3 separate regions of the Homo sapiens genome follow, and regions 1 and 3 are each linked to region 2. Evidence: chromatin contacts called from ENCODE Hi-C or POLR2A ChIA-PET data. All regions are on one chromosome and are shown on one strand. Each heading gives the region's core, a stretch centred on a gene start or an enhancer-like site at or near the end of the contact. The rest is flanking DNA. Distances are from core to core; before and after follow the strand shown.

Region 1 (3,116 bases), core at 548-3,047, 220 kb before region 2:
ATAATGTTGATAAGATTGGGCACAACTCAGCAGGTTTTATGAGGCTATGACATTAAGATAATTCATCAGCCCATTAATTCATTCCACTAATCCTTCTATTATATTACTCTTATTCTAACAAAAAGGATCAAAGCAACTAAATTTTATGTATTGTGTTTCTATGACAAGAATTGTGTACACTTCTGGAAAACATAAGATTGTGACACAACTGTCCAGTAACTTAAAACTCGTTGGGGAAGGAAAACACATATTTCAGAAAGTGAAAACAACATAATACTTTATCAGGTGTTGTACTCCAAGTTTTATCTAATTTCCTCAGCCCACATTTTATGTAATAACCAAAGTTGTCATTCCAAAATGAAAATCTCATGTCAACAATCTGCTCAAAACCCATCAGTGGCTCACTGTTATATACTGGAAAATGTTGTAGTACCTTAGCATTGCATACTCAGTGTTCATGACCCTGTCTCCAACTACCTTTCTGAGCTCATCTCCAGTCACCGCCCCCCTCCTTCTGATGTGAAGAATGGGAGCTTCCTGAGAGCCATGACTATGTCTTACTCATCTGTGACTTCCCAGTATCATAATGGAGGCTTAGCGAACCCTGCATTTTTAATGAATAGAGTCTACTCACATATTAATCTCTTTTCAAAACAACTTTATGGTGAAACTTAACACATACAGAAAATGTAATAAAACAAATGAATAGCCTACTGAGATATCATAAAAAGAATACTCATGTGACTAACACCTCATTCAAAAATTAGAACATTGTTGGCTCTTTGGAAGGCCTCTGTCTGCCCTTTACAAATTACATCTCCTTCTCTTACTGCCAAAAGTAAATATTCACCACCCCTGTTAATCAGTTCTCAGGTCAGGACACATTCCCCCACCTCACCTTACCTCCATAATCTTTCCTTTGACTTCATACAGCCCTCGGGAGGCTCCCCTCTCTCATCTTGGAAACACTTGGGTTCTTTAACTTTCATTTGGCATCTGAAAAAAAAATTTTTAAATAAATGTATATTAATGATATCCTTCTTGTCTTACTTACATTATTTTGCTTTCACTGTATATATCTTCAGATAAAGGGGCGGGTGCAGTGGCTCATGCCTGTAATTCCAGCACTTTGGGAGGCCAGGGCGGGTGGATCACGAGGTCAGGAGTTCAAGACCAGCCTGGCCAAGATGGTGAAACCCTGTCTCTACTAAAACTACAAAAATTAGCTGGGTGCAGTAGCAGGAGCCTGTAATTCCAGCTACTTGGGAGGCTGAGGCAGGGGAATCTCTTGAATCTGGGTGGCAGAGGTTGTAGTGAGCTGAGATTGTGTGACTGCACTCCAGCCTTGGTGACAGAGTGAGACTCTTGTCTCAAAAAAATATATATATATTTAGATAATATTTTTTGATGTCTATACTCTGTGTTGCTATAGTCTATTCTTTACTTTTATAGTTAAGATTTCATTAGAGGTGCTCAGTGAATATTTATTGAATTAGTAATTAATGAATGAGTGAATGACAGTTACATCAAAGCACAGAAGAGGCAGAAATTTACTTAACCAGTGAAAGAGAAACAGTAGAATATAGTTTATGCAAATAGATAGACAGACACACACATACATGCACATGCACACAGAGGTGGAGAGAGAGAGAGAAATAGAGAAGCAGGACATTGTTCTGATGTCATGCACCTGAATATTCAAGAGTTTCACACACACAAAAATAACTATTTCCTTCTCTCCCCTCTCTCCTGTTACTCACTTCCTCAAACCAAAGCAGTGTTAGGAAATCCAGATATGCTTCAGACACAATCTTCATTTGTTTCAACACCACTGTTTATGATTGTAGAAGGCTTTTGGGACCAAGCAGTAAATGTCCTCCTTCAGCATTTTACTTGAAAGGAACCACTGCAAGAACATGGGCCAGACTACAGGATGACCTCCTTACATGGATATTCTAGGAAAGATTCCACATTATCAGGGAAACCGGAAGAGATGACAATGGAAAATCCTTTTCTACTCTATGATGGCATGAGTAAATGAAAGACACTGGCAGTCTAAAAATAATAATTAAGTCTGTAGTTTTACCTAGATATTAAGTTGGCAATGAAAGCTTAGGCCTAGGACATGAGGTTGTAACTCAAACTCTCCTAGGTTCCAGCTAGTACATACAGCTAAAGTGTTGAGTCAATCTATACTTATCCTTTCAACTCTTGGATTGAATAATTCTTAAACATATAAACGTGAATTCTGTTTCCTTGCTTTTCATATACTGTTCAATGATTCCCCACACCACCCATACTTTTCTTGTAGAACATGGCTCATTTTTGGAGATTCAAATAAAATGTATCCTCTCTATGAAGCTGACTTGATCCTTCATAAAAGTTAGGACTTTGTCTGTTCTACTTCCACAATAATTTTTTCTCAAAGTACTAAACACATTGTATTTCCATTAGGTGTATTTATCTGCTTTATAGAATTATAATCTCCTCAACTTAAAGGATTGAGTTTTATTTTATGTCAGACCTATAGTAGGTACTCAATATGTTTCTGAATGAATAAAAAATACAGACAAAGTAGTAAAATATGAGACAGAACAAAAGTTTTAAACACCAAGTACCAAAATAAGTATCTTCTGTTTGCCAGATATTAATTAGGTGCTGAGAAAAAGCAAATGAAACACGGAATAGGCATCTAGGAGCTCACAGTCCAGTGAGGGAAACAGAAGTGTGTGAACACATGCAATATGGCTAGAGGGAGGAAGCCAGACATGGGTAAGGGGCCTTGAGAGCCCATAGGACTGGCCTCTGTCTCAGAGGAATAAAAGACAAGTTCAAGTTGATTCATTAAGGACAGGTAGAAGTCACTCAGGTGGAGAAAGGAAATAGGTGGGGGGTAATCAAGGTGGTGGAAACAGAAGCGTTGAAGTCCTCATGGAAGGCCTATCTTAATAAAACTTGATCATAAAGCTTTGCGTGGAAATTCCCAGTGGTGAGAACAAACAGAAATTTGCTTCTACCAGGTGGAGTTGTGGCCCCGGTGTGTCTGCTGGGTGTACAAGAGAGGAAAAGGGGAATGACGGAAGTGCACAAGAGAATAGCTGGAGAGAGCATAAACC
Region 2 (3,331 bases), core at 780-3,279:
CACAAAGAAAGGAGAAATGCTTCAGCTGATGGATACCCCATTTACCCTAATGTGATTAATATGCATTCTACACCTATATCAAAATATCTCATATACTGCATAAATATATACACCTACTATATACCCACAAAAATTAAAAAAAGAAAAATAAAGATTTCAGGAGAGATTTCAGGTGGGTGATATCAAGGTCCAATGTATGGTCATTGGACTATATGGCTTAAGTGGAATATACATAAAGCTCACTGTAGTCTCTGTCCTATTTATCTCTCTATGTATCGGTCAATCAATTAATCAATCATCTTATCTAGCTATAACACTACTGGTCCCTAAGCATCTATACATGTATAATAGCTGACCATGCTTAAGGTGAGTTGCAGTGAAGTAACCGTCTTGTGAATGTTGTTACTAATAAGCTGATGCTATTGTAATTTTTGCATACATCTTGAAAAATGATCTGATTGGTTCTAGTGCTTCAATATACTAAACTATTTGTATATAGTATTTGTGTTGAGGCACATGTTGGTTTTTCCCTCTCCTGACAGTTATGAAAAAATTATTTTGACTACATTAGTGGTCAATATTCCTAGTTCTGATTATAAATATGTTACTACAATTTCTTCTACTCTTGTATCACCTCTGTTAATAAAATAAAAAAAATTGTATCTCAAATTACATATAATTTAATCCTGGAGTAAGGAATAATACTGTTTTATCTAAGAAGGTATTAAGGGCAGGCTGACAGGTGGAAGAAATTGGGTGTAAACTTTCAACATTCAGATATTTATGGCCTAAAATTCCATCATTATCACTTCATGCCTTTCAATTAAGCTCTAGTTAGTCTCTCTCCAGGTTTCTTTTAAAAGGCAATTATACACATCAAAAGAATAACCAATAAAATCCTGTCATGTTAGTGTAAATTAATTTATCACATCACTCTCCTATATGGTCCCTACAAGATGAGAAGACGAAGCAAGCATGGGAAACTTGGAAATTTGTGGGAATGGAGCACTGGCTGAAATGGAGAATAGAGTATAAAAACATGAAAAGCGAGTGTTGTAATACCTTCATCTTTTCAGCTATATTCAAAAGCCTTTAAAGGAAAGGGATCATATATTCTTACATGACTCATATAACAATTCTTGTCCTCTTAAAAATAAAGCATATATTTACAGGTGAATAGCTAAAGATTTCAGAGATTTTATTGCATATATATCCCAAGATCCCACAACACTTGTTACAAGATCTATTCCTTCAAACCAATGACTTCAGAAATCTTTTTAAACACATTACTGTGTTTCATGATTTAGAGGGCTGTATGCATAACTATGGATACAATAGAATTCCCATGGTGATTATGACAAGCCCCAAGGCAAGTGGTTTTCATCATATTTGTTGTCCCAATGTCACATTTGTCATCATTTTTGTTTGTCATGTCCCAGTGATATAAAGGAATTCATCCCTGCCAAGCCCAAGTTCAAAAGGTGAAGAAATAGACTCCACTCCTTGGTGGGAGGAGCAGTAAAGCTGCACTACAAAAAGGAGATGCTACAGGGATGAGAAGAATGCTTCGCCATTTTTGCAAATTAATCCACATACATTTTATAGACATAAATATAAGTGTGGAAGGATACATAGCAAACTGATAATATTGTCCACTTCAGGGAAAGGATCAGCAAGGGAGACAATATTTTATTCACTTGTATTTGTTTGACTTACACCAAACATACATTACCTTCATAAATTTTATTAAGCAGAGAGTTTTAGTAAATATAAAAGTTATAATAATTATATTTCTATCACCAAAAGTTTAATTTCATGGACACCTTAATTCATTAACACTCAAAAGAATAGAAAATAGAAAGAAAACACCCAAATAGAGCAAGTTTGTCAATATCATAGTACTATTGTTAAAGGAAACCAAAGGAAGAAATGACTTTACTGAATGATCCACAGAATTGTTTTGCAGTTTCACAGCTCACAGATTGTTTTTCACCGGACGCATCTAAGCTTCTAGTGTCGAGTTTCACTTTCAAATGTCAAAGCAACACCTCAGGAAATACACATGGCTCAGCCTGTTGCCTTTGCTTATAAAAAATCGACTCCCTTTTCAGTTAGTACTGATGGATGAAAGGACATTCTCTGATCTTTTCACCAGTAACCAGTCATATAAATCCTCCGATGAGCTCTAATTTAGTAATCTGAAATGTACAGTACTATTCACAAGTTTTTCATGACTCAGAATTTGCAAAGAATTTGATCAGGTTTCCTTTTCTAGTTTTGGTGGTATTGAGTCTGGGGAATTAATATCATAATGATCTATAAAAATGTTTCAGCTGGCTTTCGCGCTCTCTCGCGCTCTCTCTCTTTTTCTCTCTCTTTCGGTTAATATCTTTGCATCTGTGTTTCCACCAAAGAAATTTGGAACACATATCATATGACAGTGTTGTTGACACACCCCATATCTGCTCTTCAGCTTGTGTGGACACTTCTTTTTTCACTAGAGTGCTTTATTATGACTTACCTTGCTACTGTCCTGCAGGTGAACAACCCACAGACTGTGGTACCAAAATGTTTTGCGCTGAAGCTTGTAAGACAGTCACCCCTTGCATTGTTCATTCAGGCTTGATAGGATTCTCTGCAGGAAATCATCTTGAAGAGCTTGTCTTTGAAGAATACCTCTCACCACACAATTGCCCATATCTCAGGCCCTTTTTGTTCAACAGCCAAGTCATCATGTATTAATACTGTTTATACTGCCCTAAAACACAGGGACATCCAAAGGCATGCTACACCAGATAAGAGAATGAAAACCCCCTTCTACCAGTCAATCATCAGCTCTAAGGTCTTATTTCTATATTTCACTGAGTCATTTTGGAAATCATGCATGTGAAAGTCTTTTGATCTTGTATCAGCATTGGGGAAAATGAACAACTTTCTCGTATTGATTTTACAGCTAAAATTTCTCCATCCAACTGAATTGCTCAAATTGGTTAAAATCATAAATTGGCTGAAAACCAATACAAGCGAATAAAACATTGTGTCCCTTGCTGATCCTTTCCCTGAAGTGGACAGTATTATCCGTTTGCTATGTATTCTTCCACCCCTTTCTTTACAAACCAAAACAAATTGGTTAAAATCACAAATTGGCAGAAAATAACAACTTTCCAGTTACTGATTTTTTAAACATAAAGGTAATTTATGTATATCATAAGATCATAAGACTGTTTTATAATTTTTATGTTTTGATTCATTTTACATCTTTTCTTCAGAAAGTATTTGTTTAATGGTCATTTGGTTGCAGTTCTTTGTAAATGTTAATTTATATTTTAGT
Region 3 (2,928 bases), core at 393-2,892, 260 kb after region 2:
ACCTCTAGTTCCCCACCCACCTAACATTCCACTGAGTTTCAGTGTGAGAATATGAAACTGCTTTTGTTGAGGTTTCACCTCCTCCGACTCCCACAATTCTTTCCAGGTCCCCAGAATATAATTTTTCAATTAGAGGTACCCCTAAATGCCTGAAATTAGAGTTCATCACCACTACATATTCTCTCTTGCTAAAACCCAAGTTTCCATCATGTATGATGGACATCCCGATCTCAAAGTCCTTCTTTCCCTGCCTTCATCCAGCACAAACAGGGCAGACTTCAGTCCTTTCACAAAGACACAGCATTAAGCCTTCATGACTTACTAGAAATCCTACTTTTTGAGTAGAAGCCTTCATTTCTTATTGTCTTTCCTGGGTGATTTTCTGCTAATCTTCAGTCCCTCTTCCCTCCCTGGAGTTTGGGGGAAGGTCAGTGGTGTAAATTATAGACTGATAAGCCCCTGCAAAGCCAGGCAACCTAATCAACCACTCCACCAATACTTCCTGAGCACCTGGCACCAGGTACCATTGTGGGGATATAATGAAATGGAAAATATTCCATGTCCTCAAGGATGTTACACAGCTACCAGGGGTGGAAAGATTGTCTGTAGCTCTCAGACGGTAAAGTAGCTATAAAGTTCATGGGAAGTCTAAGCATAACACGTTTCTGAAGCTCATGCCACGCCATGTGCTCTACCGCCATGACCCAATCTGTTTGAAATGTTTAGGCAGTCTGCCTGGAAATCCTGCTAGCATGTGGCCAGTGCAGGTCATCAAGTCACCAGGAGCGGGCAAGGGAATGGTGCAAGGCTAAGAGCTCTTTGGTTCTACCGTGGCTTATTGAGTTCCTGTGGCATAAAGCTCTACACTAACTGCTTCAGGGAGGCAAAGAGGAACAAGTCAGTCTAGGAACCCTGATTGTCCACGGTCAGAAAAACAGCACTGAAGCTGAGAAGTTCTTATGTAACAGTAACTACATTAAAAAGAGAAAGTGCGAGAAACACTTTAAGAAGACTCCAAATTAGTACTGTGTTAAAGAAGAGAGATGGCATATTTAGACTGGAGAAGGAGGAAAGAACAGAGTTGGGAACTGAAGAAATATTTCATGGGGAAGGCTGAATTTGACATGGGGCTTAAAGAATTATTATCTCCATTTATTTTAGCTTTATTTTTAAACAAATAACAACAACAAAACCTTTGGGCACATTTTATTGGAAGCATCATATGAAGAAAATTACCAATTAAAGAGAAATGGTCAATCTGGTAAGTGACCTGAATCCTCGTTGCTAAGTTTGCTCAGAACCCTCTGGGCATTCCTGCCAGCCTGGCTTAGTCTGCTCATGGAGCTGCAACCACAACAGACCATCCTGTTCCTCAACCAGCCCTCCCTTAAAAGGCAAGGCACACACATGCTATGCCCTTGGGTGGATATTTATCCACAGCCAACCTTCCAGGGCACAAGCTTCACAGGCAGTCACCTGCCGCCCAAGGCTGCTCCTCTCCTCATGCAGGATTCTACCCTGGTTACTTTCCTTTGGAGAGGCTCTGACATAACGAGAATCAGGGTTTCCAGAGATGAGACAGATCAGAGACTGATCTGCCCACAGCACTCTGCGGTCTGGGCTCGAGAGCTCAAGCGTTCCAGAATGCAGTGGAACATGTGTGTACTCCACCAAGCAACAGAAATTCAGCCGTCATCTTGTTCCATAGGGCAGCAACATGCAGGGCAGAGGGAGAACCACTCCTGGGTCTTCTAGAAAACCAAGCCAGCCTCAGTCACACTCACAGGGGATCTCAGAATGTTAGACAAAGGAGGCTTCACACACCGGAAGCCCAGGCAGCAGAAGCCAGACACAACCACAGCACACAGAAAGTCAAAGATACTGGGTAGATATAGAGCAGTGCCAGGAGTAGATTTTAGTGTTTGATTTTTGTCGATTATAAGTGTGCATCCTGTTTATCTGCCTAGTGAAATGCATAGAGATAAGTCCCAGCCTGTAGATATAAAGGACGTGTTTCATCTTTTTTCATGCATGAGTGTGTGTATGAATATGCAAACAGAATGAGTGTATTGATGTCTCACAACCAGGTAAAGTTGCATTCCTGTGACTCACTGAAAATGTAAGACATTTCACACTCATGAATAACCAGCCCCCAAACCACAGGACACAAACCATGTCCTTTTACTTGGTTTTCAAATAACCTCATGCATAGTTTTGTGCTTTGAGAGCAGAGGAAAGAAACTTTCTTATTGGAAAAGGAAAAGAAAAACAGAGGACAGGAGAATTCTTCTCCCACCAAGCAGCTCCTTCCTTGAAGATCTTTCCAAAGAGACTGTTCATTTAGTCAACAAAGATCCGTGGAAAATTTAAGAATATGCAGAAACCCTCAATTTACTCACTATCTAGTGGGGGATATGGAAAAGTAACTATAAACTTTAAAAAACAGTTATAACCGTATGGTAAGAGTAGACACAAGTACCTTACAAGCAAGGAGGGCGGTCATCAATTTCACACTTGCAGGATCACAGGTGTCAGAGGTTGTAACCCTCAAGCTAGGCCCCCAAGTGATACAATAGGTAGAAGGCAGTTAAGCTGAAAGGAAAAAGAGTCATTCAAGGCAGACAAGAGAGCATGAAAAGAGAGCAAGATATGTTGTGCAACCTGCCAGCTAGGGTTCACCTGGCTTTATTTTTCTCTATGGTACTTAGTGCCATCTGATATTTTACACAATTCTTTGTTTATTGTCTGTCTCCAACTACAATGTAAGCCCCCTGAGGGCAGGGACTTTGTTTTACTCTCTGCTACATCCCCAGAACGTAGAATAGACTTGGTACAAGGAGGCATTAATAAATACTTGCTGAATGCACAAATGTTAGAGAGGAGTGAGAAATGAGGCTGGACTGCCAGGCAAGGTAGCCCCCGCAGGTC

The links. A loop is a pair of places that touch in the nucleus more often than their neighbours do. ChIA-PET counts read pairs that join two places held with the same protein, here RNA polymerase II (POLR2A). Pooled maps may share reads with other maps.
Region 1: a loop to region 2 is called in a pooled map, with 2.8 times the contacts of the local background. The contact joins two enhancer-like sites. A Hi-C loop is called at or near these places in 3 of 168 maps with a recorded cell type or tissue (Caco-2, IMR-90 and mammary epithelial cell), 1 of 37 single-sample maps with no recorded cell type and 4 of 50 pooled maps. POLR2A ChIA-PET finds 5 or more read pairs at or near these places in 3 of 52 experiments (AG04450, MCF 10A and PC-3).
Region 3: a pooled map shows a loop between it and region 2 (8-fold over the local background). The contact joins two enhancer-like sites. A Hi-C loop is called at or near these places in 3 of 37 single-sample maps with no recorded cell type and 10 of 50 pooled maps.

Annotation. Positions count from the first base shown.
Region 1 is chr1:173,110,937-173,114,052 of GRCh38, reverse strand. No RefSeq gene overlaps it. Among named protein-coding and RNA genes, the nearest start is that of TNFSF18, 62 kb to the right of the region's middle. Within about 2 kb of position 1,797, at least 5 of the 41 ENCODE cell types and tissues checked have a DNase peak (open chromatin) inside an H3K27ac peak, as active enhancers do.
Region 2 is chr1:172,894,054-172,897,384 of GRCh38, reverse strand. No RefSeq gene overlaps it. Among named protein-coding and RNA genes, the nearest start is that of TNFSF18, 160 kb to the left of the region's middle. Within about 2 kb of position 2,029, at least 7 of the 41 ENCODE cell types and tissues checked have a DNase peak (open chromatin) inside an H3K27ac peak, as active enhancers do.
Region 3 is chr1:172,638,190-172,641,117 of GRCh38, reverse strand. No RefSeq gene overlaps it. Among named protein-coding and RNA genes, the nearest start is that of FASLG, 19 kb to the left of the region's middle. RefSeq lists an enhancer at 1,382-2,581. Within about 2 kb of position 1,642, at least 6 of the 41 ENCODE cell types and tissues checked have a DNase peak (open chromatin) inside an H3K27ac peak, as active enhancers do.